7 separate regions of the Mus musculus genome follow, and regions 2, 3, 4, 5, 6 and 7 are each linked to region 1. Evidence: chromatin loops called from intact Hi-C (ENCODE). Cell type or tissue: left cerebral cortex. All regions are shown on one strand. Each heading gives the region's core, and the rest is flanking DNA. Links, peaks and the distances in the headings are about the cores only.

Region 1 (4,516 bases), core at 219-4,218:
CAAGGAAATGAACATTTCCCGACTCCTTGACAGGCTCTGCACCTGGCATCTCCTGTTCTCTGCCTCTATGCATGCCCATGGCCTCTGCAGGAACAACTGAGTTTAAAGACAAGAAGACCTTTGGAGGGATTAACAAATTCATACTCATAATGGTCAGGTCTGTCTGCTTCCTCCCTCTCCACTTCTTCCCACAAAGAAAGGCAAGCTACCATAGTGTTTTCAGGTGGACAGCAGTCTTGGGACCAGCAACGACTGTCCTGCTGTGCCTTACACACTGACTTCAGCTCTTGTTAAGTTTTCAATCTGAATGTCCCCAGCAGGTGATGCTCTTTTGGGAGATTGCAGAACCACCAGGAGGTGGGACATAGCTAATGGAAGCAGGTCACTACCCGTGGGCCTTTGAGGATCATAGCTCTGCCCCTGGGCCCTTTAGACCCTATGCTTTTTGATCTATGGTGTTGTGAGGAACCTTTGCCACACTCTCTGGTGGCCTCGAATGAAGTTTTCTGCTATGTCTTCCTTTCTGGGATGGATAGAAATCCCTTTGGGACCATGAGCCCAAAAATATTCCCCCTGTGCTGCTTAGGTTTTTTGTTTTTTGTTTTTGTTTTTGTTGTTTTTGTTTGTATGTATGTTTTGGTCAACTTGACATAAACTAGAGTTATCTGGGAACAGAGAAACTCTGTTGAGGAATGTATCCATTAGATTGGCCTGTGGGCAAATCTGTGGAGTATTTCCTTGATCAGTGATTGATGTGAGAGGGCTCAGCCCACTGTGGGCGGTACCATTCCTAGGCAGGTGGTCCTGGGTTGTATAAAAAAAGCAAGTTGGGCAAGCCATGAAGCAAGCAAGCCACTGAGCAGTGTTCTTCCATGGCTTTTGCTTCAGTTCCTGCTTCAGGTTCTTTCTGGAGTCCCTTTCTGATTTCCTTTCACTCTGGGCCATGGTGTAGATGCATAGGTCAAGCTAGCACACTCCCTCAACTTGTTTCTGTCAGGTGTTGTGGTTGCAGCAGTGTGAGAGTGTCCAATGCAACCCCTGATGCCTTAACTCTGGCCATTTGCTTCTTGACTGTGAAGTGGAAAGCACCCATCTTGCTTCTCCAGAGCCTGTTGAGGGCATTCTGTGGGGGAGGGCTGAGAAGTCATTTGCAAATGCCATAGTGCCCCATGGATGTTGGCACTGCTTTAGAACATAGGTTATCAAGTGTTATTGGATCTGGATAACTGAATAACCAATCTGCCCATGAATTTATGTATGTGTGTATGTGTATGCATACATGTAGGTATCTATGTATCTACCTACCTCCCACCTACCAACCATGTGCTCTCTGCTAATGTGTATTCTACTAATTCAGGGATTTTCAGAATAAGGAGCTTTGGTTTTCTAGAAAGCCCTCAGGAAGGGGTGGGGGAGTTAGGGAGTAAAAGTGCCTGCTCCAGTGTGGTGTGTATAGTGATGTTTTTCCTATGGAATGTCCCCCAAAGATTCCTTAGGTATTGTTTCTCCCATGAGACCTTCAAGAGCCTTTACTAGCACAGCGGAGCAGGACCTAAGCATGCGTGTACTGGCACAGCTGGTCCTCCTTGCTCATATGTTTTCATTATCTTCTTGTAAATATCTCCCGCCTGAGGCCAAGGGAGGTCAGTCCAGTGATGGATAAAATGCTGATTTTTACATCCCTTCCACTGCCGGCTAAAGATTCAGGAATGTTTACCAGCCTGCCGGTTGAACTTTTAGGCTTCTCCAGAGAATAACGATTTAGCTGCACATGTGGAAACGTTGTCATTATCTGTTTAGGGCTGACCATGGGAGAACAGTGACCAAGGAAGCTGGAGGGAGTTGGGCCATGCCTCTTGCTCTCGTTTTCTCTTCCTCTAATTTACCCTGGGTCTGCCTCTCCCTCCTCCTCCTCACAGTCCAGCCGTGCAGCTGCATTCATTTACACCCACCAGTTCTGCCCAAATCTGCCATACAGGGAACTGAAGGGCTTGCAGCCACAGACTCATTTCCTAGGCAGTGAATTGTAATAACACAACAGGACGGGAGTCTTGATCTGGCGCACACTCCTTGGGTTTACCAGAGGTAACAGCATAGCTTGGGAGTCTCTCTCTCTCTCTCTCTCTCTCTGTGTGTGTGTGTGTGTGTGTGTGTGTGTGTTTAGTGGGTAGGTGTCAGTACGTGGGCTCTGGGATGTGTCTCGTGAACACCAGCGATGAAGAGCATTGACAGCACTTGCTGCTTGGTAATGAGATTCAGTGTTATAGGACTGTTATTTTTAGGGTTTAAACTATGAAAATCTCGTTTCCCCACTAGAGGCCTCTTTTCTGTCATTCTGGAGCACACCAGGTGAGAAACCCAGTGTCATCTTTGAAAGTAATAACAGATCACAAGTTAGCGCATAAAATACTGCTCTTGCAAGTCTGGTTGACAAGAGTGAGCTTAAAAATGGAATTTTGGGTTGGGACAAGCAAGGAATAGACACAGGAAGATAAATTTGAAAGTACTGAGTTAAATGAGGACAACGGGGGGCAGAATCTTGAAATGGACATATTCCTTGTGGCAAATCAAGTATCCATGCCCATTGCAAGTCTGCCTGCCCATGTCTGTCTGTCTGCCTGTCTATCCATCTATCCATAGTCATCTTGCACCTATCCTTCCATATGCCTCTCTGTGTGTATGAGTTGCCACTGGGTATACCCTACTGTACACCTCTAGGTGGTTTTGGTCTAAATCCCCTCCCTCGGTCACCTTTACCTCTTCATGCTCACACATACTTCATATTTGTCTGATTCCATGAGTAGAACTAGTAAAATGATTTTGTGTAGGTTTGGAAGCCTTTCTGGTTTGGCAATATGGGCTCTTGAGATAGAGGTTTCGATTATTCTATATTCTGATCCTATCAACCAGTGCATCAAATGTAGCTACTTAGAAAAATCCAGAAGTTTGATCATGGAGGTGCTCATGGCTTTGATGACAAGTCACATGTGTGATGATTTTTGAATGTGCTGCCTTGTGTCAACTTTTCTTAGGAGGACCAAACTTGAAAGAGGAACCCTGTCTCGAAAAAACAAAACAAAACAAATAAAAAAGTCAGCACCAGTCTCTACCCAAAGGCCGGCTCTGTCAAGCTTGTGTCCCCAATCAGAATGGACGTTCTTTTCTGTCTGCCTGATTCACCCTGGCCACAACTTTCTCACTATACTCTGTTTCTTGGGTCAAAGTGGTAGAGCCAAGCGTGACTTCCTGTTCACCTCTCAGCTGGTGTGCCCACTTCCAAAGCGATTCCCAGAGTGTGGCTCCTTCTCCTCTCACTGCTCGCTGTCATGATTACTTCAGTTGCTTCCTTACTGGCTTGTTTCTTCAGCAGCCTCCTTGCCTGGAGCTGTCCATGCAACTCTTCAAAATCCTCGGGGGTGCCACCACGTGGCTGTTTCCAAATTCTCTGAAGACTCCTCACTGAACACTTTAGTGCTTTGGGTCTGCCCATTCTCCGCCTCCAAGGGCAGCAAAGGGAGGCTCTCTGTCCACACTTGGCCTCCTCCTGACTCTCTGACTCACTGATTCCCTCCCACCTTCCATTCTCCCTGCCCACACTGTTTTCTTCCCCAGACGAGAGTGCTTGTCTGGCATTCCATTTTGTTTCTATTCAAATGTCACCTCCTCGGAGAGAGATTATCTTTGAGGATTTGAAATAAAGCACCATCCCTGGGTCCCATCCTCTCTGCACTGCTTCTCTTAGCCTGCTTGATTTTTTTTTTCACAATGGTCGTCATCTTCTGACATCCTATGCCTATGACTGGTTTCTCTGAAGGCAGGGTCAGCTTCCTGAGACAGGGGACTTTTCTTGGTCAGCATTATCTCCAGTGGCTGGAACAGTATCTAGCATGTACAAGGTGCTCATGAATTATTTGTTAGCCAAATGAAGGTTGGTGAAACGGCTCTGTGGGTCAAAGCAACTGCAGCCAAGCTTGACGACCCATTGGACTTATGTGGTTGGAAGGAGAGAACTGACTGACTACTCGTTAGCTGTCCTCTGACTTTTCCATGCACTGTGGAACTTGCACACCCACACACATGAGAGAGCACACACATGCTCGCGTGGTCCATACACACAAATAAACTAGGTATAAAAAATATAAATGAACAAATGAGGGTGTTGCTGGTGCTTTCTACAATGCCTTTATACATTATCTCTAGCAGTCATGTTGTTCAGATGCTGCTGGACGAGCAGTAAGGAAGTGCACTGAAACAAAACACGTTGAAGGTGGGATGATGCTCCTGATGACTCACACACTGAGAGCTCCTTGATCGGAGGAAGTTGCTCAGTAGAGCAGCTGGTAGATGGAGGATCCTGACAGGCACTGAAAACCAGAGACAGAGCAAGAAGCATAAGCAGAGACCATGGAGGAAGGTTGCTTACTTACTTCAGCCCACTGGCTTTCTTGTGGAGCCCAGAACCACCTGCCTAGGAATGGTGCTGCCCATGGTGGGCTGGGCCCTCCTATATTAATTA
Region 2 (4,516 bases), core at 242-4,241, 79 kb after region 1:
TGGTTCATTTAGGGAGCTCTGGAGTCTACAGTCATCCAGAGAGATGCCCCACTCTGAGGCAGGGGAATTTAAACTCCTCCACCTGCCACCCACAGGAGACCAGATGCTTCTATAAATGATGGGCTTGTCCTTCTATTCTATTTGAAGTGTCTCCTGTCTGCTGGGAACAATTGTTCCAAGGAGGGGAAATTTTATGTCATGAGAATTGATATCCATGGAGATGGATGATGAACATGAGCCCCAGAGAAAGAGTCTTGGGTGGAGGAAGCACCAACAGCGTCCCAGCTACTCGAGTGCTTTACCTTGTTGACTTGTAGCCACTGTGTTTTCAAGATGTGGCTTTCAGCATCTACTCTTTGAGTCCTTCTAGACTTTTCAGTAAGTTATTATGTTCAGTTACCAATATCTCCTTTCTTAGTATGTGGAGGGAGGGCAGAAGTCTTTCCTCTGCATCCATCATCTCCTCAGTGGCCCAAAGCTACCTTTTCAATCTCCATCTATCTTTCCTATCACAGGACACACAGCACAATTAGGATCCATCAAATGGTGTTGGGTGTATGATGAAGTCTTTTCTTGGAACAAGAGTCATTTCTGTAACTCTCTGTGAGCTTGACTTCTCTCACATCGATCAGCAGAGAATATGTTTGTCTACGGATATCTCAGTGAGCTGTCGCGAAGGCCAAGCCAGAGAGTACTGTCTCAGCCATGAAGTGTGATGTGAAAACCAGATCTCGCTTTTTCTCGATCTCTGACAACATTCATAGAAAAGCAATAGGCAAATAGCATGCAAATGTCTTCCCCTGGCCCTGTCCTGCTCCTAGCACCCTGGACAGTTCCAACAGCACTTTCATTTTCTTATAGGGCTGATAAGAATCTATCAGTAACTTCTCATGAGGTGAGGTGAGGTGAGGTACCCTTCATCTCCTAGAGCAGGCTCTGCCATCTGTGCATCAGTCCTGTAGGCTGATGATTTTAGGGAGTGTGTCTGTCTTGTCTGATGTTGTTCTCTCTTGCTGACAGTTGAAGCCACAGCCTCAGTCATCACCAGCTCCCTCTGATACTTGGATGAGATGGGAAGGGTTAGACGCTCCTTGTTTTATAAATTAGACAGACTATGTTCTAAGGGGTTTCTGAGGTCACTCATGGGATCTTATTTCTGTTTTTGCAATCCTGCCAATGGAAACAAAATTGCTTAGAGGAGCCGCACATGTTTGATATTTCCTTCAGCGATGATGAATGACACTTACATTATTAATGTCTTACTTTCCTGGATCAGGTAGAGAGGAAATACCGCCATACTGGGCTCTTTCCTCTGGTCACTATCCGTCAGCATGATTAATTGTGATTTCAGGCAAATCTCTCCTTTCTGGGGGTGGGGGGACGCATACTGAAGTTCTGAGGGGGTGAGAGGAATGAAGATGAAAGTGGATCCAAGAAACAGATGCCAGCCCAGGGACCTGGCTCAGTGAGTAATGTGCTTGAGGACCTAAGTTCAATTCCTCAGAACTCATACGAAGAGCCAGGTATAGTAGTGCTCACTTGTGATCTCAGTGCTGAGCAGCCAGAGGAGGCCCCATGAGGCTCACCATCCAGCTAGTTTAGCCTGCCTGACAACCGCTAGGTCAACCTATGCTCATGCATTCTCACACACACACACACACACACACACACACACACACACACACACGCACACACACACACACATGCACAGAGAGAGCGAGAGAGCGAGAGAGCGAGAGAGCGAGAGAGCGAGAGAGTGAGAGAGAGAGAGAGCCAGAATGATAAGATATGCAGATATTTGCTTGGTAAGGTAGTGGGAACGGTTCCTCACATGAAAGATGACCTCTATAGGATGTCAGGATTGTGAAGTGATTGGTGGGAGAAGGAGTGTGAGAGGGAAACTCACTGCATCTCAGGTAGACCACTGGGTTCAGAGAGCCCAAGATGGACCCCAGAGGAAGAAAATGACCTTCACCTGTGTTGAGATTCCAGTAAGGTAAGGATGTAACCGAGAGGCCCCCGGAGATCACTGTGTCTTCTTCACGTCCATGGATGGGCTTGAAGACGACATGGTGTGAACTGAGGGGTGTGTGGGCGGGAACATATGGAGAATGCAGGGTGGATAATTGTCTGGGAAGTCTGGGTCTGAGGAGGAGGAGGAGAGAGCAGTAACTGCAGGAAATGTGGGTGGTGGGAAGATATTTTTAAACTAGGGAAGGCTTGAGTCTGTTTTTGAGAGATGTGATGAACAGGAAGTCTTGACTAGTTAGCAGAGAGATGGATGACCTGACAGCCAGAGGACACCAGGGACGAAAGCCAGGACCCAAGAGGAAGGACTCTTCTTAGATGTCACATCAAGGGTATACATGGCTTTGAAGACCATGCTCTTATTTTACCAAGACAGTGGATACCCCCTCTTTCATCCATCATGCCCACTGCAAACGTTCTCTGGACCTCACTTCTCAGAAGCTTGAACTGCAAACATGTGCAGGAAGGAAAGGACACATGTGTGTCTCAGATCCTATCAGCACTTTGTAAAAGATTAGGCTCTCTCTGTCCACAGTGTCTGACCTTTTGGGACATTCACGCCCAAAACCAATCTCCCTGATTCCCTGTGAGACTCAACTGGACGAGCTGCAACTGCAGGACATGTGATGGTCTTTCATTCCCTCATCTTGTCTAGACTCCTCTTTCTCTGGGTGCAGAAGGGGTGAACATTCTCTTCTCTAATGCCCTTGGTCAGTGTTCTTAAGAGTGGTGTGTGTGTGTGTGTGTGTGTGTGTATGTATTCATGTGTGTCAGTGCAGATGAGTATGTACCACAGTCCTTGGATATGGGTTAGAGGACAACCTCTGGTGTTGTTGGCATGAGATCAGGTCTTATTGGCATCGTGTATGCCAGCCTAGCTGTTCCACGAACTTCCAGGGTGTCTCCTGTCTGCCTCCCATATCCCTGGAGGAACAGTGAGGTTACAAGTACTTACACTGCTATGTCCGGTTTCTGTGTTTGAACTCTAAACTCATGTCCTCACACTTGTGAGCTGTCTCTCCAGCCCTCAATGCTATTTTTCTTATTAATAGAGCCACTTTGTGCATTTACCCAACTTTAGAGAGATGCCTAAATACTCTACCTTCCTCCCCTGTACTCAGTGGCCCAACTGCCACTTAATACAACTTCAAGATGGCTAAATACATTTTTAGGTGTTAGTAAAATTGGTGGTGACTATTGTGCTATATTAAAAAATCCTAGGATTATCATCAGCATCAATATCATCATTGTTATTTTGATAGTTATGGTATAAAACGAAACGTGGTCTCATGTTTTACAAGCTGTCATCAAACTTATGATGTAACCAGGTGTGACCTTTAAAGTCTGATCCCTTTGCCTCCACCTCTGGCATCCAGGGACTACAGACAAATGTCACCACAACCAGTTTACATGAGGCTGAGTGATGGACTCAGAGCTCCACATATGCTATGAACATGCCAATGAGCTATTTCTCCAGTTCTGAAGAACTAGTTTTAAAAACGCAAATCAGAGCTAAATTTTAATCTCTCATGTGCATAACTAATTTTTCCAAGACCTTAAGACAGAAGCCCATGGTTTGTTTTTAATATCAAGAAAGCACACGTCAATAAACACTCTATTCCCACACCACCCTAAACTCATCCCATCCAGTGACAGTGAAATATACACTGACAAGAGCAATAAGAAAAATAATAACGTGATTGCAGGATTGATGCCTATTTCTGGCTTCATAAATAAAGGACTCGGCTGTCAGTGATGTTTAATTTTTGTAAACGCCTCTGGAAATTTAAGTATGGTAAGAAAACATTAGTCGGAGATAATGTTCAATTTCTCCCAACATAAGCTTTTAAACCTTGGCCGTGTGCAGTTTTCAGTCTGGGGCAAATTCAGAGCAAATCTCTCTGGAGCAGATTGTGGCGGGTTTGTTTTAAATAGGCTAGCTTTGTGTTACGGTTCTAGAGGGCAGGAAGGTAGAAATGACAGCAATAACAGGGGTAGAGAATGCCAGAAGCCTATAGCCTCACGTCTGCAGAACAGAGATGCTCTCCTCTATACATGAATGTGGACTCCCATATGCCACATGCCAAGTTTGGAAGGACCAAGGGTTGTGCACAGGAACGGTGGCCACAGCTCCCTGTTGGACATCGTGATGGCTTGGTGTTTTTTTCTCCTACACAATTGCTCTGGTGTTGAGTCGCCTCCCTGGAGCAGTATCATCAGCACATGGGTTGAGTAACAGACAATTTCCTGTTATCTCTGCCCTGTCTATGAAACTAGAGAAGCTAGCCAGAGAGATATGGGGAGTGTGTGTGTGTGTGTGTGTGTGTGTGTGTGTGTGTGTGTGTGTGACTGCCAGAGATCCATTCTACTGCCATCTCTTCAGAACAAGCTCATTAGAAAAGAAAGCAAGGAAGCTACATTAGGGGTGTTAGGGTTAGGGTTAGGGTTAGGGTTAGGGTTAGGGTTAGGGTTAGGGTTAGGGCTCTTA
Region 3 (4,516 bases), core at 376-4,375, 290 kb before region 1:
AGAGAGACCAGCATCACTGAAATGAAATCTGGAATTTATTCAGTCAGGGTCACCACTCAGAAGGCCATGGTCTAGGGAGGTGGCCAAGGCTGCCTCTCAGGTTGGTAGTCAAACTTGGTAATACATAAGAGTCTCCAACATGGTACTGACTTTGAAGGCAGGAAGGAGTTATGGATAACAGCCAAGACTTAGCCCGATGTGGCAGGGATGGAGTTCCAGTAGAGGGGCCATGAGGCTGTGGGTGAAGCTGTTTCCATGGAGACCCCAGCATACTGGAGATGCAAGACTGGTGGGAAGACCACGAAGGACAGTGGCAGGTGTGGAGCCTGGGTGATAGCCTTCACATGCTGCTGATGGCAGAGCCAGAGCGATGGGGCTACCCAAACCCTTTGGAGCCCAGAGGATCATGGGTGACTCTAAGACTTCAGACACTATTTATACTGTTGAGATGGGCACTTTAATAACAGTAGTCAAAACAGAATGGATTTGAAATAATTTCTATCCTTCCAGTTCCTTACACTGCCAGCAAATGGGACATCACCTTGGGAACTGGGTAGGATTGACCATTACCCACCTGTCCCGGAAGAGGTGCCACCCGAGGGAGCAAACGTCTCCCAGGCTGGCTGACTAGCAGTCAACATGCAGTCGAAAGCAGAGGGGCAGAATGCCCCCGCCCCTGTCCCCGCTTCTCTCCACTTCCTGACCTGTTTTGCGAAGGAGTCTGCTCTTTGGGCTCAGAAGCACCCCTCTCTTTTAATATCCACCGTCTTATAGACTGAATCCACAGTCAAGAGCAGAGCAATAAGGGCTTTAGTGCTTTCCTTTGGCTCAAAGGTGAAGGCTCCGTGCTACACAGGGCTGTCCTGCGCATCCTTTCTACTGGGTCATACGGTTTCCTACATTTTACTGAGGCAAAAAGAGGTTCTGACAGGGTCAGTGTCCCCCTCAAGGCTGCACAGCAAGAAGCAGTCAGATGTCAACCTCCAAGCTCAAACTGTTCTTAAACTGCTGGTGTTAGGGCTTGCTGGGTCCAGCAGGCTACGCTGTGTTTGTCCCATGGAGAATGCAGACCCCTGTGCTGTTGAGAGTCTGAGCTAAGGTTCCTGTGTCCTCAGCGGCCATCTTTAGCTCTTTGTTCAAAGTGGCTCTCAGTTTGTTTATTATAGACGCAGAGCCTGGCAACCCTGACTGCTGCATCAGAATCTGCATTTTAATTAATCTATTATTTGTGTGTGTGTGTGTGTGTGTGTGTGTGTGTGTGTGTGTGTGTGTGTGTGTGTGTGCACGTATCTCTGAGGGTGTATGTGTGTGTGTGCATGTGGAGGTCACAGGACGACCTCAGCTGTTGTGCCTCAGGTTCCATTCACCTTGCAATTTTGAGACATGGTTTCTTGCTGGCTGAGAACTTGCCAAGCAGGCTAGGGTGGATGCTCACCGAGTTCAGGGATCTGCCTGTCTCTGTTTTCATGTGGGATGGGGTAAGCATGGACCACTGCCTGAATTGGTTTATTTATTTTTTTTATTTTTTTAGTCCTTCCTTCCTTCCTTCCTTCCTTCCTTCCTTCCTTCCTTCCTCCCCCCCTCTCTCTCTCTGCCTTCCTACCTTCCTTTCTCTCTTGTGTTGGGGAATCAAACCTTGTCCCTCACCTAGGGCAGGCAAGAATCCTACTATAGAGAATATGCTATAGAATATGCATTTTAACAAGATCTTCTTGTGATCAGAATGTACCCGAAAATCCAGGAACTGCTACAGAGGGGCCCTTCTGAAAGGAAGGGCTGCAGGCTATATGGGGAGGGGGCATCAGGGACACAGCAAAATGCACCACGCTAGCGTGTCCCCAGAAATAGACATTTCCCTGCAAGGATGGACAGAGACAAACCCACCCCTTGCATTTATTTCCAGGGCAACGGGTACCTTAGAAGCTCCGGGACTCAGTCGTTGTGACAGTGTGTGCACACTAGATGGCAGCAGAAGGATGTCGGAAAAAAGTTTGCTAGGCAGTTGGTCTAGGGGGTAAGACAAAATGATAAAGCCACATGGGCTGGGGAGGGGGGCAGCTGAGCCATGAAAGGAGATTGCTGGGGTGACGTGAAAGCAACGGGGACGGGCAAGTCCAGAAGGCTGTCTTGTGGAATGAGAGAGTTGGGCATTTGTCATTGCTTCTTCTTTTCTTTTTGCTTTTTTGGCCTCTAGCTATGTTAAGCACATGCTGTCCCCCACAGGGATGGGGCGTCAGCAGCTGGAAATGGTGAAGCTGCAGAGAATGAGGTGTGGGTAAAAAGTCCCCCATCCTCACCCCCGTCCGCTTGGTTCTGCTCCCGGAGGTCAGGGGAGGCAACAGCCGGACAGTTTGCAGCACTCGTCAGTCACAGGCAGGCTGCACGAATGGGAACATCCTTTCTCACCATGCACCGTGGGCCCTTGGCATGCACCTGCACAGCTCTTAGATGCTGACTTTTGCTGCCTTTGGCCTGAAAGACTGGAGCGAGAGTTGTTGGTGTATAGTCCGTCCACATCCACATAGTTGGCTGACCAGACTGGGAAAGAGTATTCAGGTTTTCTTTGGTTCTCTCCGTTCTTCATTTCCCTTGGGCACCCAGTGACAGCCATGTTAGAGAGGCTAGAGACCATCTGTGGACTGGAGGAATTTGGCTTGGAACAAAAGGCAAAGGAAGGCTCCATTACCCCCCTGAATTGTGGGGTCATCTTGTTAAACCTGGTCTCTCTATTTTAAAAGACTTATTTTTATTTTATGTATGTGGGCCTTCTGCTGGTAAGTGCCTGTGCACTCTGTGTGTGCAGTTCCCTTGGAGGCCAGAAGAGGGCCTCAGATTCCCCTGGAACTGGAGTTATAGATGGATGTGGGCTATCACATGGGTGTTAGGAATCAAACTCGGATCCTCTAGAAGAGTAGTCAGTGCTCTGAATTGCTAAGTTATCTTTCCAGCCCCAAATCCTGTCTCTTTATCATATGGTGCTTGGTTTAAGCAGGCCTATTTGGTCTGTGGAGATAAGAGTTTGAAAATTTATTTGGGAACCCACTTAAAAAAAACAAACAAACCAAAAACCAGAATGAATTTCAGCCTATTTGAAGGCAGTGCTGTCTGAAATAACCTGGGGTCATGACAGATAGGTGGAGACACTGGTTTTAGAGATTTCAGCATTCAAGTTTAGACACTGATTTTTTCAAGTGACTATCTGTCTTTAACGGAAATTGAGGCTTGGTGAGATTGCCATTGCTGTAGACGTCTGCAGGCTTAACGGCAGTAGGGTTGTGGATTGTAGGATGGGTGTGAGAACATGTCTTCGCTGTGTCTTGTTGGAGGCTCTCAGAGATCCACTGTGCTCATTTTAGCAAAGCCAAGACAAGCAGACACGAGCCAGGCTCTGTGCTGAGGACTGAAGACACAGGGGACTCATATGAAGCACAAATCTAATCAGTGCTGCTCTCTCTCCCCTCCCTCCCTCCCTCCCTCCCTCCCTCCCTCCCTCCCTCCCTCCCTCCCTCCCTCCCTCCTTCTTCCCTCCCTGTTTCCCTCCCTCCCTTCCTTTCTCTTCCTTCTCTCTTAAACTCTTTCCTTTTCCTTCCTCTTATTTTCCTTCTACCTTTTAAATTTTCAACGTTATTTTGTTTTATTGAGAAAGGTTTCGAGTAGCCCAGGCTGACCTCAACATGCTGTATAGCTGAAGGTAACCTTGAATTTCTAAGTCCCTTGTCCCTCTGCCTCCTCAGTGTTGGGGTTACAGGCATGGCCATCATAGCCCGTTTCTATGGACCAGGGTTGGAACGTCTATGCATGCTAGGTATGCACTCTACCAACTGGGCTACAACCCCAGCCTCTCCTGACCTTTTAAAAAAACGTCTGAGATGGGAGGTGGTGATGCACAGCTCTGATCCCAGCACTCAGGAGGCAGAAGCTGGCAAATCTCTGAGTTTGAGGCCAGCGTGGTCTACAGGTTGAATTCAGTAAAAGCCAAGGCTATCCGGAGAAATCCTGTCTTCAAAAATACAAAACAAATAAACAAAACCGACATCAAAAAAGGAAAAGAAAAAAAGAAAAAGAAAAAGAAAAAGAATTCTGATGCTATTTTAAGTCCCAAGAGGATTTTGCAAATTACCAGCCGAAGAAGACTAACTTGGGGACTCCAAGGACATAGTTGATCTCTCTTGTCCTTCCCCAAAGGAAGGCTTAATACATGACAAGTACTTAGAGACTTTAAGAAGAAAGTTTCTGTTTTATTATAGTAACTTGCTTTGTACTCTGAGAGAGAAAAATAAACTGAACTAGTTAAACGTTGTTTTTTAAGTCCCCCCCCCCCCCCCGGCCTGAGGACATATACCTTCTGCCACAGAAAAGCTCAGACGCTCTCTCAGGAAGGTGCTGTTCAAACGACCCAGTCACAGTTTGCTGTGGGCTGCTCCTGTTCCTCAGGTTCTGGGGTTTGGCTCCTTTGTTAGGGTATATTGCTTAAGTTTTGCAGATAGAAGGAAATGGAGAATTAGCAAGTGAGATG
Region 4 (4,516 bases), core at 164-4,163, 94 kb after region 1:
TTTAAAATGATCCCTGAGCCTTGTGGGTGGATAGAGATGTCCCATTTAGAGCTAAACATTCCACAGCCTTCTATTCTTTGCCTGTTGAGCAGTTGTGGGTTTCTGGGTTTACTCTAAATAGAAGCATATCTGAGAAGCATCGAGAAATGCACTGATCTATGGATATGATGATGAGCCATCAGGAGTCAGTTGCTTACTATCTCTATTTAACATAAGAGCAGTAGTAAGTTCTTCTCTGGGGCCATGACCAATCTCACCACAGGTTCTTGGCATGACAATGGTGCCAGGCATGAATTTCATCTTCCTGAACAGGACATAAATCCAACCAGAGAATGGTTGGTCAGTCCACAGCGTTTATGCCATTATTGCACCAGTGGGCACGCCTTTCTAGATCAATGGCTATACCAGCTTGTAGAATTCACAACTGGGTAAGATTGATGACGGTTTCCCTCCTTTTTCAGCATGCACAACAACCTTCCAGTACTATGATAACTAGCCAGTAGGGATCAAAGTTACAGGTCAGGACTAGCTTGATGCATCCATGTTCTCTGACTCAAGTATGTGATGATTTTGTGTTTGGGGAACTGTTTACAGAAGAGTTAGCCTCTATGGAGGGAGGCATCCCTACATGCCATAATCTAAGGAGCTGGAGAGATGATGGCTTGATGTACTTGCTGTGAAAACAGGAGGATCTAAGATTATGTTCTTAGCACCCATGTGAAAGCCTAGGAGAGCCACACGTGTCTGTAACCCAAGTGCTGTGGGGCAATGACAGGAAGATTCCAGGAGCTCAGTGGCCAACCAGACTAGCTCAAACAGCAAGCATCCAGTTCTGTGAAAGACCTTGTCTCAAAAAATAACATCGGTTACAGGAAGACACTTGATATTCTTCTCTAGCTTCTACACGAATATACATGGGTGTGTATACTGCACACACATGTGTACATACACCACACAGATATACACATGTACATACTGGACACGAGATTAATTGAGCAACTACTGAAATCAAACATTGGGCTACAGGGAGCCTACAGAACCACCATGATAAATCAAGACAGGAAAAAAGCCACATGCTGTGTCTGTGTAGAGAGGAACAGGATCAGGGAACAAGAGTGCTATACAGGGAGGTGACAGCTATGTTGGACTCTGACAGATGTGTAGGAGTTGATCACACGGTAAAAGGAAGAAATCCTAAGGACTGGAGAAGTAGCTCCCTTCTTCCTCCCACACTCATACCCTGCCCCCCTCCCCCCCCACCCGGCCAGCCGTCATACGCAGAAATAATCCTGGATCCCGAGGGAAGAGGAACAAATGTTCAACTCCGCACTGTGAGACTGTGCTCGCTTGCTAAGCATACCCCTGCAGCACTTGTGCCTGTGAAATGCATTTCACGGCTCATCTGTTCCATAAATGAGATGTGAAGGCAGTTTACACCTCGTTTACATTTGCGCTGTTTTAAGGAACAGTATAGATTCCACTCCACCCAAGGAATGAAATGAGGTCGGCTGCCCTGTTCTTTCTATGGATTGAATCCACACAGCTCTCCGGTCTCACCCAGGGATACAGAATCCTAAGTGCAGGATAGAGCAGGTACCCAGGCAGCTCCAGAAGTGCAGAGGGAAGCAGGCAGTGTGCTCCTTTGACAGAAGGGGTCCAGCACTGTGTTCATGGTATATAACTTAATCAAATAGAATTCAGTGTTCAGTTATAAATCTCACTTTTGCACATAGTCGTACCTGAGTACCTGAAAACAGTACTACAATTCTTTCATGTTCCTTTCCTGTCAAGAGTGATCTCCAAGATGAGCTCTGTTGTGACATTTATATCTATAGACTCACTGGGCTACTCCAGAATTTCATATACACGAAATTAAATACTGTGCGCTTTTCTTTAGGGTCTGGCTCCTTTTGCTCAAAGGATACTTGTGAGGGCTCTCCATGCTACACCATGGCTTCATGGCTCACCCCTTTAAATGGTTAAGTAGCATTCCAGCGAATAGGTATGGTGTTCCCTGGTTGGTGAAACTTGATTTTGTTCCTTAGTCTTTGGTAATTATGAATAAAGCTACCATGAGTACGCTTATACAAGATTCTGTGAACTTAGGCATACTCAGGTCTCTTGGGGACATGGGCTGGAATGGAATTTCTGGGATGTAAGTGTGGGTGTATTTCAACTTCCTTAGAAACTGCCATATAGTTCTGCAGAGCCCTCAGTTTGCACTCCCACAGACGGTGGACCAAAGTGCTGTTTGTCACGTGGATTTGAGGCAACCACGTGACTGAAACCCCCACAGAGCAGCACAAACTATTCAAGGGGTCTGAGACAAAAGCCAAGGCGGATGGTTTTGGAAGAGAAATGATATGGCAGCTTCCTATTCACAGATTTTTTTTTACTGTGCCACATCCTGTCTCTCGAATGTCCTGCTCCTGATTCCAATGTTAGAACTCACTCTAAGTGCAAATGCAGTGTATTTTGCCTCCTGGCTACTTACCTGAAGGGTGTCAGGCCCATGTACTAGAGTCACTTTTGTCCCTCTTCCTCTAGAGGACAGATCACCTTGCCATCTTTAGCAAATTGGTATTTATAGGTTGTTTCAATTTTTTTGTGCTTGGAAAACACTAGAGCACACCTTTCCCTTCCGTAGCTTTATTTCTGTTCCATGGTGAGCTCTGGGTGCCTGCCTCTCTCCTGTGTTCTCTTGTGGCTTGGTTTTCTCCTGTTGACAAGCACGCTGCCTTATGTTAGCCTTCCTTACGCAAACAGCTTTTGCTTGTTTTAGTCTCTTTCATAAAATGTCTCTTTAAATTATTATTTAAAGAGGATCTGACTATGTAGCCCTGGCTGGACCTATGCAAATCCAGCTGGCCTCAAACTCACAGATCTGCTTGTCTCTGCCTCAAGAGTGCAGGGAATTAATGATGTGGGCCAATACAACCAGGTCAACTTTTATTATTATTTTTTAAATGTTACTTGCTTTTCAGAAAACATTTATCAACCAGAGATACAAATTGAGCCAAATTTTATTTTCTAGAAATACAACAAAAACCAGAGGCAACAATAGGCTTTGATTAACACCTTTCAAACCCTCTCTCCAATGCTAACAGCTCTCCATTATTTACTAGTAGGTACCTAATGATGTATCTAGATATAGGTTTTAAAGAATTGCTTTGAAAAATTCAATGTAAATTCATTTCAATTGTCTATCTCGTGTGATGTTAGGTATACCCAATGAAATACATTAGTGTCAAAAGATTCTTTTTTATATACATTTCAAATGATGTTTCAGCTGTGTAATCTGACTTTGGGATGTAGTTTTGGAAATCTGTACAATAAAAGGTAAAAACAAAATCAAATGCATGCTCTGCAGCCCCCAATATTTCTAACGTTTTTAGTTATCTGATGTTTCAAAGCGGTTTTATAATATTGATTTCTGTACTTGTCAGTTTCCATTTTTAAACCTATCATCAGTATTTCAGCTTGGAATTTCAATTTCATTTCTTCATTTTGATTTATCACACACACATATACTATATAATATAATATTATATAATATAACCCTAATAACGATTTTCTTCAAGGGCTAGTAGATGTGGGACTTCCTGAGTCCTTGCATATTTCAGAATCATTCCTAGTTCAAGTCATCTTTAAAAAACGACTTGGCAGAATGTGTAATTACTGCATCACACCTCCTTTATCTCAGGGCTTTAGGGGTATCACACACTTGTCTACTGATATTGTTATCAGAGGAAAAACTGAGATCAACAGAAACCTCACCAGAATCCTTTCCTGTGTGTGTGAATGCACATATGCAGTGCCCCTCCACATGCACACACATATGCACATACAGATGCACACACACATGCACACACATATGCACACATGCACACACATATGCGCACATACATGCGCACACATGCACATGCACAAATAGATGCACACACATGTACACACACACATGCACACACATGCACATACAAACACACACACATATGCACACACATATGCACACATGCACAGACATACACATGCGCACACACACATACACACATGCACACACAGGAACACACATATGCACACATGCACACACATACACACATACATGCACACACATGCATTTTCACATGCATATACATTTGCACACACATATACACTTGCACACACACACATTTGCACATGTATACACATACAGAGAGAAAACTGTATGTAACTTTCTCCTTATGTTGTAATAATTGATTTGATTCTTTCTTTTTCATATACATTACATATAATTTCTCTGTTTCCTCTAGAGACTAGTAATGTGTACTCTTGACTTGTTGAAGTCTATTACTAGGAACTGTCAACTCTTTCTTGTACTGTTAAAGTTTTTCAATTAAATTTGTTGCAGATTGTAACTGTCTCCATATTTGAATCCATGAGAAACCTGATTATTAGTTCTTATTTTTTATAAAACACCTGTATTTTAAGTATATATATATATATTATACATATGCATATATATATATATGAATTTGTT
Region 5 (4,516 bases), core at 178-4,177, 170 kb after region 1:
GTCCTCACTCAATGGTTATAGCAGATGTGTTTCTCCTTCTGGGCTTTGTTTGTTTGTTTGTTTCCATTTCTTTGTTTGCAGCATCGACCATTAATTTTTCTTTTCTATGACTTCCGAACATTCCAGTTTTATGAATGTTTCACATAAAGAAAAGAAAAGAAAAGAAAAGAAAAGAAAAGAAAAGAAGCCGGGCGTGGTGGCGCATGCCTTTAATCCCAGCACTCAGGAGGCAGAGGCAGTCGGATTTCTGAGTTCGAGGCCAGCCTGGTCTACAAAGTGAGTTCCAGGACAGCCAGGGCTACACAGAGAAACCCTGTCTCGAAAAACCAAAAAAAAAAAAAAAGAAGAAGAAGAAGAAGAAGAAGAAAGAAAGAAAATAGAAGGAAGTAAAGGAAGAAAGACAAGACAAGGAAGAAATGAAGAAAGAAAGAAAGAGAGAGGAAGGAAGGAAGGAAGCAAGGAAGGAAGGAAAAAGCAAAAGAAAGAGGTACTTCCTGTGAAGACGCGCACCCTGGAAAAGGCTCGCGTAGCCCAGGCTGTCCTTGAGCTTACTATGTAGCTGGGGATGACCTTAAACTCTTTTAAATTTCCTAATGTATATGCATGTTTTATCTGCATGTGTGTCTATGTGCACACTTGATAACCATGGAAGACAAAAGAGAGCCTTGGATCCCCTGGGAGTGGAGCTGCAGGTGGTTGTGAGCTACCCTATGGGTGGGAAACAAGGCTAGGTTCTCTGGAAGAACAGCCAGTATTCTTAATGTCTAAGCCATGTCTCCAGCCTGACCTTTCGATTGCTGCCTCCTCCACTCAAGGACTGGGATCACAGGCACGCACCTCCACAACAGACTATATTTTGTCAGTTCTTGAAATCTGAGTTGTGCACACTCCCTTCCACAACAAAGACAGCTCTGAGGCAAGCTTTGCAAACCCTTTCCGGTCCCAAGGTCTCCCTGCTTGTAGAGAATCTGAGCACAGTTTAGGTGGGCACAGCTGCGAGGCATTGTGGGAAGAGATGCAGAGTAGGGTCTGAGACTCCAGGAATAAAGTTTTTATTGTTACCCCAGCTTTGCAAAGAGTTGCTCAAAAATTAGGCTTCTGTCATTCTTTTACACGAGGCCCTCTGAAAAGCAACATGTCTGCAGGCACGCCGTGACTGGGAAGTCTAGGGGCCTGGAGGCTCAGGGGTTGACGGTGCCAATTAACAGAAAGAGTGCAGGCTTGTAAAAGGGCTGCCAGGGACTGGCAGGTCTTCTCTGCTTCATTAGGGTAACTTTGAAAAGGTTGTAGGCAAATGGCACCTTTCACTTTTAAAATCCAACTGGTGGCTTCCTAACCATTTTAAAAGCTTGATTTTTGAGCTGTCCACTGTAGCAAGGACATGGCCAAAGCTAGCATTACTCAGAACCCCGTGGCACGAGGAGTCTATATCTTTCAACGCCTCCGTCTTGCTCGCCATACTTTTGTTAGCTTCCTCCTCCTTGACACTTCCCTTAACCCACCCCCACCGCCCTCCTCCCAGTGAAAGCCCACGCCATATCCCAAGTCTGTTGCGGAGAACAGACTGGAAGACATCTGCCTCTTGCCTTTTTTTCTTTTCTTTTTTTTTTTTTTTTAATTCCTCTAATTGATGGAGCCAAGACTCCACACCACAGCTCTGCTCCCTGAACAAACCAAATGGTGGCTGTTGGCAGCATATTGACAGCTTGCTAATGAAGGGATCCTTGACAGCGTGACAACCTGCCTGGGCTGCCTCAGGAAGCCAAGTCCGCCCCCATACCAGCCCCGAGTAATTAACAGGTGGGGGAAAATAGCAAGAAGCTGCCACTGGGGAGAAGAGAAATATACTCAACCAAATGAATTATGTAGATTTTAAAAAAGATTTTGATTCTGTACTATCTTTCTTATTTCTTGCTAGCAAGCTCCCCTGGAAAGAGTGTTGACTTGGGGGCCAGATGAGCGTGGGTTTGCGGCTCAGTCTGGTGGCCTCCCCTTTCCCTGGCTTTCGAAGCCTTTGCTTCCTGGTCCTTTAGTTTGTGAGACCTGACTGGGTACAATTTGTAAAAACACACTCATAGATGACACTTATCTGTCATAAATTGTTATAAAAAATTCTCTTTTTTTGAGGATTGATTGGCTCAAGTGTTCTTACATATCTATTTCTACCAGTGTTTGATTTAACAAACAATCAGACAAACAAAAATCATGAAGTTTGGTTTTTGTTTTCTGGAGAGCATTAATCGTATGTTTGCGAGTTTGTGTGTGTGTGTGTGTGTGTGTGTGTATACATGTGAGTTTGTATGTGGAAGTCAGGGGTCAATGGCAGGTGCTGTTTCTCTAGAGTTGTCTGTCTGGTTCTTTCTCTTGGACACAGGATCTCTTTGTGAACCTGTAGCTCACTGATTAGGGGAGAGCTGGTGGCAACAGAGTCCCAGAAATCCTCCTGTCTCTTCCTTGGCAGCACTGTGATTGCAAGAACACACCTGACATTTTTTATTATAATAATAATTAGATATTTTTATTTACATTTCAAATGTTATCCCTTTCCTAGTTTCCCCTCCGAAAATCCCCTATCCTCTCCCCCCTCCTCCTGCTCCCTAACCCACCCACTCCCACTTCTTGGTCCAGGCATTCCCCTATACTGGGGCATAGAACCTTCACAGGACCAAGGGCCTCTCCTCCCATTGATGAACAACTAGGTCATCCTCTGCTACATACGCAGCTAGAGCCATGAGTCTCTCCGTGTGTTTTCTTTGGTTGATGGTTTAGTCCCAGGGAGCTCTGGGGTTACTGATTAGTTCATATTGTTGTTCCTCCTAGGGGGCTGGAAGCACAGAGTACCCAATGAAGGAGCTAGAGAAAGCACACCTGACTTCTTATGTGTGTCGGAGATCCACACTTAGTCTTGATGCTTGTGCCGCAAGCGCTTTCCTGACTGAACCATTTCCTCAGCCCCATGGGCTTTGATCTTCGGCATGTTCATAGCATTTTAAATGATTGTATTTTCCTGGTGAACTAACCCCTGTATCATCAGAGGGTAGCTCCACCCTTCCAAATCTCTTGTCATTCTTTCTGTCCTACCTTATGTGTAGTTGGTTTATTTTATGTTTCTGTGTTTTGGGGTGAAAATTGTGTGCAGAGAACAGACAGGCTTAGGCTTGGCTCAGGCTGGCTCAGGTACCACACTCATCTCTTCAATAGCCTCTCTCCAACTCCACCAAGCCCCCAAATAGTCACTGTATCACTGTAAAGAACCCTTGGAGCCCAGCATATGATTCACCTGATTGGACCCCTCCCCCCCCCCCCCCCCAGCTCTGACAGACACCAGGAAAGCAACAGACGCAATGTCTCAAGACCTAAATTTGTAGCTCCTGGTGTTTCACCAAGGGCTGGCTTTAATTTAGGAGACATTCAAGATGATTTAAAGCAATTGCTTTCAAGCTTCCTTGAGGCTTAGATTCCCTTATGAGTTGATGAAAGCTCTGGACTCTCTTCGGGGGGGGGGGGGGAGCCACAAACATATACTTTTAAACAATCCTGGCCCATTCAGTGTATCTCTCAAAGCTGTGAGTGTGCCTCTGTTTAAACATCTATGTTATAAATGCCAGGGAGTGAAAGGAAGTCTTCACTTATGTATTCTTTCATTTATGTATGCATTTGTATCTTAGTTTGTTTAATTGTTATTTTAAACAGTAGCTCACTCTGTAGTCCTAGCTGAGACAGAACTCACTATGTGTATCTATCTCATCTTGAATTACAGGTGATCCTCTTACCCCAGCTTCTTTAGATAAGGATTATCGGCATGAATCACCATACCTGGTAGAGATTGAGACTTTAAATGATTTCAAACTGATTTGTCAGAAGACAGATTGTGAAATTCTGGCAGAAAATTGGCTGCACAGCAAGCTGGTAGGCAGCATTCTTTCATGGTCTCTGCTTCAGATCTTGCCTTTGGGTCCCTGCCTTGATTTCCTGTGATGATGGACTTACAAAGCATAATGTGAAGTGCTGTCCCTACCCTGCCCTTCCTTAGAGTTGGCTGATTGCTCTGGCCTATGGTGGAACCAGGTTTACCAGGAAGACCATGGCTGAGTGGACTCCCTTGTGCGCAGTGGGGGCCTGAGCTATTGACTAGGTAATAAGTACAATGGACCCACCAAGCCATAGCTGAAGCACTCAACTCCTGTGCTCAAAGGAGGCCTCCCAAAGCTCAGAGCGTGCTCCAGGCTTCCCTCAAGAGAAACCCAAGGAGAAAAGTTCACAGAACATGGGAGAAGACCATCAGAAGAAAGGATTAGGATGTCCCAGAGAGAGAACATTTACACCAAGAAGATCAGCTGAAAACATGCTTCAGCAGAGGTGTACTGAAAATTCTCAGAATAAAAGAAAGAGACAGAATCCATTTGAAAGTAGATGGTGCGATATGAAAGGCCAACCGGAAAACAATTACTTCTGGTAGAAAAAGAATCATTGCATCAGATGTGGGGGAGTAGTTACAGGCACACTGTACAACAGA
Region 6 (4,516 bases), core at 147-4,146, 78 kb before region 1:
AAGCGAGGGGATGCTAGACGGCCTCCACCCACTTCTGCTTCTATTCCAGCTGTGGGTGGCACTGTCACCCTCAGGGAATGTCTTCCTCTCAGTTGCAGCCTGACATGGCAGTCCCCTCTGGGATCCCCCTCCTGGTTTTGTGACATTTGCTCTACTTGTTCTCTAAGCGTCTCTCCATCCAATCGAGTTGCCCGTGGAGATGAACATCATAGCCCCGCTGGTCCTTTTCAGTGGTAACATCCTTTTCTCCTCATCACTTGGCTCGTTCAAGTTTGACCTGTATCTCTATCACTGAAAGGAAGGCTCGAGAATTTACCCCCTGGGCTCTTGCATTTGTAAAATGTTGCTCCTTTCTCTGAGCAAAGATAAGATTGTAGGTCAAGATCTAAGCTCATAGTTTCTGTGAGCATTTTATTAGCATTTTCCATTGGCACCATTTTAAAAAGAATATATTTTTAAAATTTATGTGTATATGTGTGAGTTTATGGGAACCAAGTATATGCAGGAGCCTACAATGACCACCAGAGGGCATCAGAACCCCTGGAATTGGAGTTATAGGTGACTGTTAGTCACCATGTGAACCAAGGTCCTCTGTTAAGAGTTTCAAGTGTTCTTAACCACTAGGGCAACTCTCTAGCCCCAGTATCTTTAGACTTGATGAGCCACTATTTAAGGGGTACTGTTTCAAGCATGGAGCTTTTTGTATTTTTGTATTTATTTTTTAACTTTAAGGTAAACTGGACCCTTTGCCTAGCTGCTCAGCGCACTGACTGTTTCTGAATATCTAAGCTGTACCTTGATGCTGTCTGTCATGTGAGTTTTCCTCATGGCATTGTAGGTCCTTTTCATCAATACGTATTAGAATTACAGGTGATTGTGGGTCACCATGTAGGTGCTGGGGACTGAACCTGAGTCCTATGAATGAGCGAGCCATCCCTCCAGCCCTGTATGGAGTTTTGTTGTTGAGCTGTAGGAGTCACTTGAATATTTTTGGATATTTACTCATTGTCGGATATTTCAAAAGCGCGTTCTTACCTTCTGGAGGCTGCCTTTTCTGCTTTTTCTTATTTGATCCACACAAGTCTTCAATGTTGATGCCCCCTCTCCACACCTACTTACTTTTTGTCTGCTGGGTTGTGCTTCTGATGTCCTGTCCTATGCTAATGCTTGCTAAATCCAGCTCAGGAAACAGTGTCTTCCGTTCCTTACACCGAAGATTAAAAAAGGAAAATGCTTTTTAACACTTTTGTGTGCACATTGATGGTGTTAAAGAGTTCCCCTGCTCTTTGTGAACAATTAATTTATTTTCTGGCCATTGTTCTCATTTTCTCTTTGCTGTTAGCTGTTTAGTCCTTTGGTTGCATGGGTTATTTGGTTCCTCTCCTCCTCCTCTCCTCTCCTCTCCTCTCCTCTCCTCCCCTCCCCCCTCCCTCCTTTTTTTCTTCTTTCTCTTTTCTTTCTTTCTTTTTTTGTTTGTGTGTTTTTTTAGTCCATATTGGAACAAAATGAGGTTTTTTTTTTTTGTTTGTTTTTTTTTAATAAATATACTTTTCCCACTAGGAGGAGCTTCGAGATGCAGACTTACGTAGACCCTAGGGTAAGGCAGGGCTTCCTAGCTTTACCTCTGGAGAACTCACCAGTACAAGGTCGTTTACAGTTGGAAATCTTTCTGTCTTCCATTTGTCTTGGTAACAGACTGCTTCCAGCAAATGTGGGGTCTGTCTCTATTGAAGCACTCTCCTTGGCAGCAGCATCCTGTCCTCACAGTTTGCTGATGGCCATGTTCTTTCAAATGCGAGGGTATTTGGCCCCTGGAGTGCGCCATCTTGTCTGAAGCCCCTGTGAGCTCCTTCCCTGGGTTTCACAGCTTCTCTTGAATCTGTCACATCGTGTGTGAAAGTCAGCTAATTCCTATGAGGTTTTTTTAAACCTTTAATTCTATTATTAATCTTATTATTTTAAGATTTGTTTTTATTATTTTTGATTATATGCATGTGTCTGTCTATGCACATGAGTCCAGGACCCCTTGGAGGTCAGAGGTGTTGGATCCCCAGGAGCTGGAGTTACAGACGACTGTAAGCTACCTGATGTGGGTGCTGGGAACTAAACTTGGGTCCTCTATGAAAGCAGCATGCCTTTTAAACCATTGAGCCATCTCTCCAGCCCTCCCATTATCTCTGACATTAGACTGATTTCCTAGAGAAAAGTGAGTCTGGTCCATACATATGAAAGGCCTAGGTAGCTGTATCCACATTCCATATTCTACTTTTTCCTTTGGGTCAGTTTGAGTCTCCTGGTTGCTAAGATACAGGATGGAACTGGGAGAACAAGAACCATGAAGGTGACAGAGCACAGTGGACTGACTCTGACTCCGCCACCTGCTGGGCAGGGGAGGAACTCCTTCCTTCTCTGCTTTAACTTTCCCTTTTAACTTTCCTGTCCTGTCCTCCCTCCCTCCCTCCTTCCCTCCTTTTTCCTTCTTCATTTTACCTTTTGTTTTGAGACAGCATCTCAACTATCACAGCCTGTACTCTGATTCACTATGTAACTATAACCAAGAATGCCAGTGGACCCTCATCTTCCCCTCTCCACCCCTCCCCCAGGGCTGGGATTACAGGTATGCACCAACCATCTCATTTAGTTTATGTACTGTTAGAGAGCAAACCCAGAGCTTCCTGCATGCTAGGAGAGCCCTCCACCCGCTGAGCTCTATCCCCAAGCCTACCTTATTTATTTATCTAATTAAATTATGTGATGGGTCATAATAATTACAGCCAACATTTCTCCACTGCCCACTTTATGAGAGAAGGCCTTCTAAGAGCTTTGCATATATCAACTAATTTAAGGCTCACGGGTGTCATCCTGGGTACATAGATGAGGAGACAGACAATAGGGGGCTAAGTAAACAGCGGGTTCCTTCCAGGCGGTGCCTGCATTCTCTGCACAACCCACCTGGAGACTGCAGCAACCTCCTGGAGATGTTGGAAGGATTAACCTATAGTGCACATCAAGCTATAAGAACAGGGCAACCATTAAGTCAGGAGTTTCTGCCCTCCTTCCTTCCCTCCCTCCTTCCCTCCCTCCCTCTGTCCTTCCCTTCTTCCCTCCCCTCCCTCCTTCCCTCCTCCCTCCCTCCCTCCCTCCCTCCCTCCCTCCCTCCCTCCCTCCCTCTTTCCCTCTCTCTTTCCTTCCCTCCCTCCCTTCCTCTCTCTCGCCCTCCCTCCTCCAGTTTCTCATCCTCATCTCCTGTATACACGCCGCCCTGTCGTGATGACATGAAGGGGACCGCTGGCTTCATATGATTTTGGTGGTAAATTAAGACATCAAAAGTGATCTCAAACATTTGAAATAATTTTTTCTTCTGGTAGCATGTTTACAATGCTGACCTTGACCTTCAAGATAAGACAACGGCAAGAAAACATTCATTCATTCATTCATCCATTCCTTCATTCATTTTTGGTTTTATTCTGGGTTCCCCATGTCTCACAGCCTTCAGGAGCTGATGGCAGAGTGGAAAGGAAGGGACTGCTCCACAGATCACAATTGGAAGGCGTCAACTTAGGTCACTGACCCAGTTTGCAGATGGACGTAGATGTAGAGTGTGGCCTCCACCATCTTCCAGGACTTTTAGAATTGTCTGCTTCATGATGGTCTGTGCCCCAGGGTTCTAAAGATCACAACTAGTCCTAACTGTGGGATTTATGGCTAATGGCTGTCAACTGCCTTCCCCAGGAGTCATCCCCTGCGTGATTGCTGCATTTTCATAAGGAGTTGTGCCCACTGGGCTTGTCCACTCTCCAGCTTGGCCCTCATCTCTAGAAAGCTCTGGGTGTGCTAGTAAGGGTTGCACAGGGCACAACTCCTTCTGAGAGTTAGAAGGGGAGGGGAGAGGCAGAGGGAGTGAGCAGGTGGGTAGACAGGGTAAATAGATGGAGGCTGATGCTAATTCCATGTTGCCTGCTGGAATCTCTGGTCTGCTCAGCTTTGGTCAGAGGTCCACACAAAAGCAGAGGGGCCCAGCTGACATTGCTGATGAGGGAGAGAGTCTGTGAAGAAGGAGACAGGACAGGAAGAAAAGACCTCATCACCTTGGGCTCCACCTCTAGCAGCTGGGACCTTGACATCACTGAAGGTTCTAGACCCTGGATGAGCAGTGACTGACCAGGGAGTTGGAATCCTTGGTTTCCCAGCCACATCTGAGCCTAACTACCTGTTGGCATGCGTCCTAGCATTGAGCCCTCTTGCTGCCAGCCCATCACAGACTGTTTGCCTTGGCAGCTGCCCCCTCCTCCTCCTCCTTAACTCCTCAGGACAGGGACATTCCTAGCCTGTTCCCTGTGGCAGCTGATGCCTTTTGATAGCAGCAGTGGCCCCTTCACCAGCCTGTGGGACAAGTGGACTGAGCCACCAGACAGACGAACTGATAAGGTTGAAGCAGGTTCAAAAACCCCAGTCAATCTCATAATTGAGAACGGCGGGCATTGGAACCAGCTCCTGGCCAGGCTGTACCTGTCCT
Region 7 (4,516 bases), core at 304-4,303, 100 kb before region 1:
GTGTGTACATGAGTGCCATGGTGTATTTGTGGAGGTCAGAGGACTGTTTATTCGAGTTGATTTTGTCCTTCTACCATGTGGGTCCTGGGGATCAAACTCAAGTCATCAGCCTTGGTGGCAGGTAGCTTTCTTTCCTCACTGATCTACCTTGGTGGTCCTGAATTGGCTTCAATATTTGTCCCGTACTCTGCCTCAAATATGACCAACTCCTGTAGTGGGCGTGTCCTAAATCATGAACCTGACTACATGCTACCATTTAAGGTTTTATGTGCTTTCTTGTGGCTACAGTAGCAGACATAGGATTAGATGCATGTTTACCTGTGGTAAGAGAGAAGTACCAGATAGAGTTAGTACATGAGCTGAGAAGAGCATCCAGCCAGCACAGGGCATTTGGGTCGAGGAGCCTACCCCATGGGTAGTAGGAGCTCATTCCTGAAGGGCAGAGATGTAGATGGGCTTATGCAATGGTACCCGGAGGGTTACAAACCAGGAGACAAAACAAAACAAAACTCTCTGATTAGTCATTGGCTGAGTGTGTTCCCTGGGGTGCTAATTACCTGCCACCATGGTCTTTCTGTATAGAAGGCCAAGCCTGTGTCAGTGGTCAGAGGGCTCCTTCAGGCAGGAGCAGCAGACACGCATTGGAAACTTTCTGCGAGCAGTGGGCAGGAAGGGGTGAGCTGTGGTAGCATCTCCCACAGCCTGCCCTCCCATCTCCATGCGATTCACAGGCTCTCAACCCTACAGCTCCATCCCTTCACTGCCTGTATCCGTGCAGATGCTTCAGCAGCTCCTTCCAGCCTGTGTGCTCCGGTTCACAGCAATCTGCTGTCCATCACCACATGGTTACCCTCAGTGCACCTTCAGACGGGGTGCTTTGGTCCACACCCACACACCAGTCACAGCACTGCCTCCACGACAGCGGGGTCGGATGGCCTTCATCCTGCATCTCTCAGAGCTCTTCCTTCTCGCCAGACACAGGCTGTGTGGCACTCCTGGGTTTAGGATTGACCCTATCCAGTTTTCTCCGAGGCCCTAGAGATGAGCACATGGTTTGGCATCCTAAACAAATGCTCCAGACTGAACCGGGCATCTATGGCTCATCGTTTAGCATGCAGTTGGGACTCATTATCTGTGTCCCGAGTTGAACCCACCCTTGTCTTGCTTGGCTGCCTCTTTTTAGAATAAGCAATACCAAAAAGGAGACAAAACCAGAATCTTACCTCTCCCTAGGGATAAGCTTGTTATTTTTTGTCAACCCTGTGAGATTAGAGCTGGAGGTGGTGACCAAGGGGGATCCGGAAGCCAGAGAAGACAGGAGGTCATCGGGATACACACGTGTGCACACACCGTACATGTGAATAGGCAGAGCTGTAGCAAAAATGAAAAGAGAGGAAACTTAACAGACTGGGAGAGGCTGAGCCCAGAAGATGGACTGTCAGGGATGAATAGAGGTAAGAAGAAAAGACAGGAAGAGGGAAGATTGGAAAGATAGGGCCAAGAGGAGGAGAAAATATGGCCAAACCATATCCTACTTGGGAAAATATAGCACAAAAGCCCTGGAGAGAGACTCTCTGTCACAGGGTATGAGACAGAGACTGGAATCCTAGCTATGGATCTTAATCTCTTCTCCTATGGCTGACTCAGTGGCAAAGATGAGGATAGTGGGGTGTTGGGTGAGGGGGACACGGTGAGCCCCTCACTCATCACCATGACTATGGTCTGAGTACTTGTAGTGGTGTGAGATGTTTGCAGAGCCCTTTCTGTATCCTTTTACAGGATAAAATCTCCGAGGTTAGGGCAGAGTGCTGTGATGACCCCCCCTGGGCCCCCGTGTGCGTGCCTCTGGCCTTGTGAGGTTAGATTTGCAGTACCTCATGAAAGAATAATGAGCCATATCAATGTTTAAAGCCGCCTAATGCTCCTTTCAGTTCAGCTGTCTAGAAGTTTGCAAAGCAGGGGCCATGGTTCCCAGGAGAAGGCCAGGAGACATGACCGAAGGGCCATAGGCAGCCAATGTGGCCATCAGAGCCTTAGGTGGGTCTGTGGTGGGAGGATCCCAGCCAGCGAGGGGAACGATCAAGGTCAGTGAACAGCATTCTGCAGGAATTACCTTCTTCTTGAATGTCTAGATAGACCAGACTCAGGAGCCTAGGAAGACTGTCCTTTGTGCATGTATGGGTGTGCATGCATATGTTTGCGTGCACGTGTGTACACATGCATGTGGGAATCAGAGGACAGTCTCAAGTATGGCTTTTCAGGTGTTTTCAGGTGGGTTCTCTGGACCTAACTCAGATCCTGACTAAGCTATCTTTCTCCAGCCTTAGAAATAATTTCTGAATAAGTCCTCAGAATAAATCCTATATCACAAATAACATCTTCCTCCATACATTTCTTTCCCCATATTCCAGTTATTAAACTGCATTGTGCCCCAGCCCCAAGCTCCGGTTCTTGCATTCTTCTGCCCAGAGATGCTGGGGTTGATGTATTCTGTCAGCTGGTTCCTTGTGACGCCTGCCAGTAGGGGGCGCAATAAGAAGGCGTTTCAGATGCTCCGACCCGCAGCTCCCTCTTCAGTGCCTGATGGGTCCACGCACGGGTTAGGATTTTTGCAGCAGCACTCTCACGGCCCACCTCGCTGGGACGAGTTTACTTGGAGGTATCACCACCCAGTCAGCTGCCGCCTTCATTATCTAGATCCTGTTCTGAGGAGTTCTTCTTCAGACTTAAAACGAAAGTTTTATTTATGTATACGCGCGTTTGTCTGTGAGAATAGAGGCCACACGAGGATGCCTGCGGAGGTCAGAGAGGGAGTCAGATCCCCTAGGGCTGAGGTTATGAGCATTTGGGAGCTTTCTGACATGCATGCTAGGAACTGTTCCCAGGTCCCCTGGAAGAGTCGCGTGTGCTTCTAACCACAGAGCCATCTCTTCAGCCCCTCATCTTTACACTTCTGAGATTTATTAATTCAAGCGTTTTTTTTTTTTTTTTTTGTTTTTTTTTTTTTTTTTTTTTTTTAGTATTTCCATAATTTTAGGGATGCACTGGGTGACTAGGCTAGTCTTGGTTTTCCTGGGACTTTTTGAGTTTCTAATACCGACATTCAGGTGTTCTGAAATTCAGCACATCTCCACAAATAAGGAAGGTTGGTCATTTCAGGCTGAGAGCTGCCTCCCCCAGCTGCTCCCTCAGGCACCTTGTTAACGATTTTATATCATGATAACAATGATAAATTAGGATGAATTTTGCCTGTCAAAGCTGTCGCTATGATTTCTATTTCCTGACTTGAACTTCTGTAGCCTCATCTCTAACTCTTAGGAACTTTGTTAAGCCAGACAGCATCTTCTAATTAAGGGCACACTCTAAGGTGCTCAGTGAGGGGAGCGCCTGTGGATTTTTGCTGCTGCTGTGGTCACTATTGTTACAGTACAGCTTAGTGTGGAAAGAAAACCCTGAGAGTGCTGGAGGTGGCTTGCATTATGCCCCTGGGGGTCCTTCCCAAGCACTGTGGGGGTGCATACCTGTAATGCCAGCACTTGAGAGATGGAGGTGGGAAGATCGGAAGTTCAAAGCCATCCTTAGTGACATAGTGAGTTCAAAGACAGCCTTACATACAGGAGACCCTGCCTCAAAAGAGCAGCAAACAATCTCACCTGTGTGCAGCTTGTCCACACATATCCCAGCATCCACCTCCCTCCTCCCAGCTGTGCTCTCTGGCTGCTGTCCAAGGCAAGCACCATCATCTCTGCACAGGAGAGAGTGACTCAAGTCACCCAGGCAGTCACAGATGTCTCGAGTTTCAAACTCACTATAAAAAAAGTTTCAGGGACTGGGAAGATAAAGCAGATAGAGCACTGGTCTCACAAACAGGAGGACCAGAATTCTGGCCTGTAGTGTCCACATAAAAAGCCAGTATGGTGGTCTGCTTGGAATTCCAGGCAGGGACATGGATCTCTCAGGTGAGCTGGGTAGCTAGACTAACCAAATCAATGAGCTCCACATTCAGCAAGAGACCCGGTGCAAAAACAAAATGGGGAACAGTTGAGGAAGACAACTGTCGTCAACCTCTGACCTGCACATAGATGCACGCACACACACATGCAGAACACATACATATATACACACATGCACCACAATACACACACATACACAAATACACACATAAACACATACATACACACACACGAGTTTCCTCACATGCTTTGGGTTTTTCTTGCATGGGGTTCAATGCCTGGCAAGCACTGGCTCTATTTAATTTCTCACACCAACTGCCTCTAACCTCTATGCCCATGCCTTTGGACTTTGCCTAGCTCTGTGGGCGAAATGCACCACGGAGACACGTAAACTAGGGGAATGAGGCTGAGACTCCTGACTTCAGCTGCATATGGCCCCAACCCTGGCACAGCTCACAATCTTCAGTGGATTTGCATTTTAACTAAAAGCTTTCTAGAACCTTGGCCTCAGACCTGGTCTGCTTAAAAGGCATTTCCCATAACACTCAATTTTATTAATACCA

Evidence for each region. Hi-C counts contacts between places; a loop is a spot of excess contacts. Peaks named below come from ENCODE experiments on the same cell type or tissue, not always from the same donor. Only the 100,000 strongest peaks of a DNase experiment are listed, where the experiment ranks them.
Region 2: a loop joins it to region 1, with 10 times the contacts of the local background. A loop is called at or near these places in 4 of 42 quality-filtered maps.
Region 3: a loop joins it to region 1, with 5 times the contacts of the local background. A loop is called at or near these places in 5 of 42 quality-filtered maps.
Region 4: a loop joins it to region 1, with 8 times the contacts of the local background. A loop is called at or near these places in 6 of 42 quality-filtered maps.
Region 5: it touches region 1 in a loop (7-fold over the local background); 6 of 42 quality-filtered maps call a loop at or near these places.
Region 6: it touches region 1 in a loop (5-fold over the local background); 3 of 42 quality-filtered maps call a loop at or near these places.
Region 7: a loop joins it to region 1, with 2.3 times the contacts of the local background. A loop is called at or near these places in 4 of 42 quality-filtered maps.

What each region holds. Positions count from the first base shown.
Region 1 is chr9:113,340,035-113,344,550 of GRCm38, reverse strand. The region is part of intron 4 of Gm39436 (predicted gene, 39436); the gene reads left to right. Among named protein-coding and RNA genes, the nearest start is that of Gm39436, 17 kb to the left of the region's middle. In left cerebral cortex, for the core only: a CTCF peak has its summit at 2,333; DNase peaks (open chromatin) are centred at 1,381, 2,213 and 3,503; H3K27ac peaks cover 3,819 bases.
Region 2 is chr9:113,261,445-113,265,960 of GRCm38, reverse strand. No RefSeq gene overlaps it. Among named protein-coding and RNA genes, the nearest start is that of Gm36367, 32 kb to the left of the region's middle. In left cerebral cortex, for the core only: no CTCF peak of the experiment used is centred there; DNase peaks (open chromatin) are centred at 980, 2,143 and 4,090; H3K27ac peaks cover 3,701 bases.
Region 3 is chr9:113,627,283-113,631,798 of GRCm38, reverse strand. It overlaps Gm36686 (a long non-coding RNA gene), which reads right to left. Exons shown (of 3, transcript XR_379911.3): 2 at 4,343-4,469; 3 at 3,038-3,400. Among named protein-coding and RNA genes, the nearest start is that of Gm36686, 3.0 kb to the right of the region's middle. In left cerebral cortex, for the core only: CTCF peaks have their summits at 1,946 (motif pointing right) and 2,807 (motif pointing right); DNase peaks (open chromatin) are centred at 1,976, 2,345, 2,800 and 3,292; H3K27ac peaks cover 3,656 bases.
Region 4 is chr9:113,245,841-113,250,356 of GRCm38, reverse strand. No RefSeq gene overlaps it. Among named protein-coding and RNA genes, the nearest start is that of Gm36367, 48 kb to the left of the region's middle. In left cerebral cortex, for the core only: no CTCF peak of the experiment used is centred there; DNase peaks (open chromatin) are centred at 205, 763, 1,328 and 2,234; H3K27ac peaks cover 3,572 bases.
Region 5 is chr9:113,174,496-113,179,011 of GRCm38, reverse strand. Gm4657 (a long non-coding RNA gene) reads left to right here. Exons shown (of 3, transcript XR_871299.1): 3 at 3,761-4,516. Among named protein-coding and RNA genes, the nearest start is that of Gm4657, 23 kb to the left of the region's middle. In left cerebral cortex, for the core only: a CTCF peak has its summit at 1,808; DNase peaks (open chromatin) are centred at 1,453 and 1,740; H3K27ac peaks cover 3,615 bases.
Region 6 is chr9:113,417,859-113,422,374 of GRCm38, reverse strand. No RefSeq gene overlaps it. Among named protein-coding and RNA genes, the nearest start is that of Gm36485, 9.8 kb to the right of the region's middle. In left cerebral cortex, for the core only: CTCF peaks have their summits at 511 (motif pointing right) and 2,383 (motif pointing left); DNase peaks (open chromatin) are centred at 589 and 1,090; H3K27ac peaks cover 646 bases.
Region 7 is chr9:113,440,263-113,444,778 of GRCm38, reverse strand. It overlaps Gm39438 (a long non-coding RNA gene), which reads right to left and starts at 1,017. Exons shown (of 3, transcript XR_871308.2): 1 at 558-1,017. In left cerebral cortex, for the core only: a CTCF peak has its summit at 2,515 (motif pointing right); DNase peaks (open chromatin) are centred at 1,076, 2,549 and 3,659; H3K4me3 peaks cover 342 bases; H3K27ac peaks cover 3,630 bases.